2 separate regions of the Homo sapiens genome follow, and region 2 is linked to region 1. Evidence: chromatin loops called from intact Hi-C (ENCODE). Cell type or tissue: B cell. All regions are shown on one strand. Region 1 overlaps EEF1A1 (eukaryotic translation elongation factor 1 alpha 1). Region 2 has its middle 21 kb from the start of CD109-AS1.

Region 1 (2,500 bases):
CTTGTGTTGCATAGAAAGCTTCATGTTGCTAAACCAATGTTAAGTGAATCTTTGGAAACAAAATGTTTCCAAATTACTGGGATGTGCATGTTGAAACGTGGGTTAAAATGACTGGGCAGTGAAAGTTGACTATTTGCCATGACATAAGAAATAAGTGTAGTGGCTAGTGTACACCCTATGAGTGGAAGGGTCCATTTTGAAGTCAGTGGAGTAAGCTTTATGCCAGTTTGATGGTTTCACAAGTTCTATTGAGTGCTATTCAGAATAGGAACAAGGTTCTAATAGAAAAAGATGGCAATTTGAAGTAGCTATAAAATTAGACTAATCTACATTGCTTTTCTCCTGCAGAGTCTAATACCTTTTATGCTTTGATAATTAGCAGTTTGTCTACTTGGTCACTAGGAATGAAACTACATGGTAATAGGCTTAACAGGTGTAATAGCCCACTTACTCCTGAATCTTTAAGCATTTGTGCATTTGAAAAATGCTTTTCGCGATCTTCCTGCTGGGATTACAGGCATGAGCCACTGTGCCTGACCTCCCATATGTAAAAGTGTCTAAAGGTTTTTTTTTGGTTATAAAAGGAAAATTTTTGCTTAAGTTTGAAGGATAGGTAAAATTAAAGGACATGCTTTCTGTTTGTGTGATGGTTTTTAAAAATTTTTTTTAAGATGGAGTTCTTGTTGCCCAGGCTAGAATGCAATGGCAAAATCTCACTGCAATCTCCTCCTCCTGGGTTCAAGCAATTCTCCTACTTCAGCCTCCCAAGTAGCTGGGATTACAGGCATGTGCTAATTTGGTGTTTTTAATAGAGATGAGGTTTTTCCATGTTGGTCAGGCTGGTCTCAAACTCCTGACCTTAGGTGATCGCCTCGGCCTCCTAAAGTGCTGGAATTACAGGCATGAGCCACCATGCCTGGCCAGGACATGTGTTCTTAAGGACATGCTAAGCAGGAGTTAAAGCAGCCCAAGAGATAAGGCCTCTTAAAGTGACTGGCAATGTGTATTGCTCAAGATTCAAAGGTACTTGAATTGGCCATAGACAAGTCTGTAATGAAGTGTTATCGTTTTCCCTCATCTGAGTCTGAATTAGATAAAATGCCTTCCCATCAGCCAGTGCTCTGAGGTATCAAGTCTAAATTGAACTAGAGATTTTTGTCCTTAGTTTCTTTGCTATCTAATGTTTACACAAGTAAATAGTCTAAGATTTGCTGGATGACAGAAAAAACAGGTAAGGCCTTTAATAGATGGCCAATAGATGCCCTGATAATGAAAGTTGACACCTGTAAGATTTACCAGTAGAGAATTCTTGACATGCAAGGAAGCAAGATTTAACTGAAAAATTGTTCCCACTGGAAGCAGGAATGAGTCAGTTTACTTGCATATACTGAGATTGAGATTAACTTCCTGTGAAACCCAGTGTCTTAGACAACTGTGGCTTGAGCACCACCTGCTGGTATTCATTACAAACTTGCTCACTACAATAAATGAATTTTAAGCTTTAAGATGAAGTGGCATTTCTTTTAACAGTTACTATGTTGGAATTGGTTACAAATTTTGGAGTGGATTTCAAAAGTGAGAGCTAACTTCAGTTGATTTCAAGGTAGTGCTTGGCTTTTTTTGTTTAGACAGGGTTTTACTCCTGCCCTGGTTGGAGTGGAAGTTAACGGCTAACTGCAGTCCTGACTTCTGGGCTTAAGTGATCTTCCCTGAATAGCAGGGACCACAGGTTTTTGCCACCACGCCTGGCTAATTTTTGTATTTTGCCATGTTGCCAAGGCTGGTCAACTCCTGGGCTCAAGTGATCTGCCTGTACTGTATCTTTCCCAGTTAATCTGATATTTATCTTTTAAATCTCAGATGTGCCAGGGCCTCGGCAGTGACTCAAGGAAGAACCCATGTGCTCTTAGTGGGACACGATTTGTTCAGACCTACTAACCTCAACCCAGTTTCAGTTCTTTATAGTGGAGAATGTTGACAGTTTACACTGACAGGCCACATTTTAGCATTGTGTTATCTTCATGGTTTTTTTTCTTTTGAGATGAAGTTCCAAACTTAGTAACTTACCATTTACTTTTTAGTGTAATTCTAAAAGATTTCATTCAGCTAGAACTACCCTGATATTTAACTGTCCTTTTTCTCTTACCTAATTATTGGCAATTAAACATTTTTGTCATTTACTTTGGGACTGTTTTTAGCAGGCCCATGGATCTCAAGGTTTAGTTTTGTGGGTTCTATGGGAGACAATGACAATGAAGATAAACGTTAATGTTGCAATAATTCTAAGCAAGGGATATTAGAAAATGAAGCAGGCCAGGTCATGGCTCACGCCTGTAATTCCACCATTTTGGGAGGCTGAGGTGGGGAGATCACAAGGTCAGGAGTTCAGACCAGCCTTGCTAATATGCTGAAACCCCATCTCTACTGAAAATACAAAATTAGCTGGGTGTGGTGGCAGGTGCCTATAGTTACGAGGCTGAGCCAAGATCACACCACTGCA
Region 2 (2,500 bases), 160 kb before region 1:
TCTCAAACTCCTGAGCTCAAGCAATCTGCCTGCCTCGGCTTCTCAAAGCGCTAGGATTACAGGCATGAGCCACCACACATGGTCCTCTTGAATTTTCTATTAATTTGTTTCCATAAAGAAACCACAGGGAAATGAAAAAAAAGTAAAAGTGAATTGCCTTGAGTGTGAATAGCACTAAGAGTCTCAAAATAGAAGTGTAGTATAAGTAAGAAGTTCAGGTGCCAGCCGTAGAGCCTCATCAATAACACAGCAACAGGACTAACAAGGCAACCTTGGAATACTGAGCAAGGATATAAAATAGCTCACCTCAGGGGGACAGGCTAGCACTGGAACCAGAAGTCAGGCCATGAAAGACAAGAGCTGGGGTGGAAGGAGAGAGGGAAGGAGAGAGTCTGGGAAGATTCAAGAACCAGAGGCAGTAGCTCAACCAGACAACAACGTCACTCCCATGGAGGTCATTTATGGCAGATCAATTTGTCAGTCTCCAAAATAGAATTTGTTCAATATAAAAAGCTTGAGAGCAAAAGTTTCTTTATTTTGGTTAAGATACTGGCCTTCCCCTCCCAATACTGGAAGTAATAACATTACAAAGGAGAAAAGAGTAAAGTAAAAGATAAAAGATCTGGATCCTTACCAGGGAAGGATCCCTGAAAGCCAATTCAGCCTGAAACCTTTGACTTCTCATAAACAGTGAAAAGTGGAGATAATTCTATTGGGCTGCAGTGTCTCTCCAGGGACCGTAGTTAATACTTTCTTTACAATTCCCATCACCACTTCTGGGTTCTATGGTGTTTTGTTTGTTTTGTTTTGTTTTTTAATCTTCGTTACATGTTTATATGGGTTTTCAGAAGTGACTCAAAATTTTAGACTGTGACCCCTGTACATTCCAGATGTCTCTCTAAGGACACCTGGAATAACAGTAAGATAATAATTTTCCTCAATAAGACACTTAGTTTTTTGTGTATGAAGGTCTAAAGCAGAAATGAAGAATAGTCATTGGGGCTGAAGGTCCATAAGGTGACAGACACTTGAGTTCATCTACATTTTACATTCTGAATACAGGAAAAGCCTGCTGCAGCTGGTCATCATCATGCTGGTGTCCATAGAAGTCAGTCAGAACACTGTCCAGTTTCCCTAGCAGCTGCCATTCTGCACCAGCCTGCCACCTAGTGGTCAAGGAAGTTGATGCAACATATTATTGGAGATAACACAGGAACCCCATATAGCCTCATCCTTCTCTCGTGTCTCAGAGTTAATGATTACTGGGTAAAATCAAGGGAAAGAGAACAGATATTTCTGTTACAAGCCAGCAGCAGTGGCTTGCACCTGTAATCCCAACACTTTGGCAAGCCGAGATAGGAGGATCGCTTGAGGCCAGGAACTCAAAACCAGCCTGATCAATATAGCGAGACCCCATCTTTATATATTTAAAATTTAAAAATTTGATATATATATATATATAAATTGTGTGTGTGTGTGTATATATATATACATATTATATATATACACATATTTTATATATATATATATATATATATATATGATATTTCTGGCCAGGCTCTGTGGCTCACCCCTGTAGCCTGTAATCCCTGCATTTTGGGACACTGAGGCAGACAGATCATTTGAGGTCAGGAGTATGAGACCAACCTGGCCAACATGGTGAAACCCTGTCTCTATAAAAAATACAAAAATTAGCTGGGCAAGGTGATGCACACTTGTAATCCCAGCTACTTGGGAGGCTGAGAGAGGAGAATTGCTTGAGCCCAGGAGATCGAGGTTGTAGTGAGCCAAGATCACACCACCGCACTCTAGCCTGGGTGACAGAGTGAGACTCCATTTCAAAAAAAAAAAAAAAAAGATATGTCTGTAACAATGTTTCTTAGTCCATTCAGGCTGCTGTAACAAAATAGACATAAACACAGAAATTTATTTCTTACAGTTCTGGAGGCTGGAAGATCAAGGAGCTGGTGGGTTCAGTGTCTGGTAAGGACCCTTTTCCTAGTTCATAGATAATACTTTCTTGCTGTGTCTTCACATGATAGAAGGGGCAAGGCAGTTCTCTTGGGGCCTCTTTTATGAGGGCACTAATCTCATTCATGAGGCCTCTGCCCTCATGACCTAATCACCTCCCAAAGCCTCCACCTCCTAATACCATCACATTGGTGATTAGGTTTCAACATACGAATTTGGGGTAGTGGGTGGAAGGACATAAACATTCAGACCTTAGCACAGTGTGACAATGGTAATACAGTTATTGATAAAACTATGAAAAGATGCTCCTAACTGTAAAAAAAAAAAAAATTTTTTTTTAAGTAATTTTTTTTTCAGATGGAGTCTTGCTCTGTTGCCCAGGCTGGAGTGCAGTGGCACAATCTCAGATCACTGCAACCTCTGCCTCCCAGGTTCAAGCTATTCTCCTGCCTCAGCCTCCCTACTAGCTGGGATTACAGGTGTGCGCCACCACACCTGTCTAATTTATTTGTATTTTGAGTAGAGATGA

The links. Peaks named below come from ENCODE experiments on the same cell type or tissue, not always from the same donor. Only the 100,000 strongest peaks of a DNase experiment are listed, where the experiment ranks them.
Region 2: a loop joins it to region 1, with 13 times the contacts of the local background. A loop is called at or near these places in 3 of 110 quality-filtered maps.

The regions. Positions count from the first base shown.
Region 1 is chr6:73,514,755-73,517,254 of GRCh38, reverse strand. EEF1A1 (eukaryotic translation elongation factor 1 alpha 1) reads left to right here. Exons shown (of 8, transcript NM_001402.6): 8 at 1-1,505. Among named protein-coding and RNA genes, the nearest start is that of EEF1A1, 5.0 kb to the left of the region's middle. RefSeq lists a silencer at 1,635-1,929. In B cell, a CTCF peak has its summit at 1,458 (motif pointing left); DNase peaks (open chromatin) are centred at 284 and 1,444; H3K27ac peaks cover 1,991 bases.
Region 2 is chr6:73,674,330-73,676,829 of GRCh38, reverse strand. No RefSeq gene overlaps it. Among named protein-coding and RNA genes, the nearest start is that of CD109-AS1, 21 kb to the left of the region's middle. RefSeq lists a silencer at 1,070-1,364 and an enhancer at 1,070-1,364. In B cell, CTCF peaks have their summits at 936 and 1,137 (motif pointing left); a DNase peak (open chromatin) is centred at 1,159.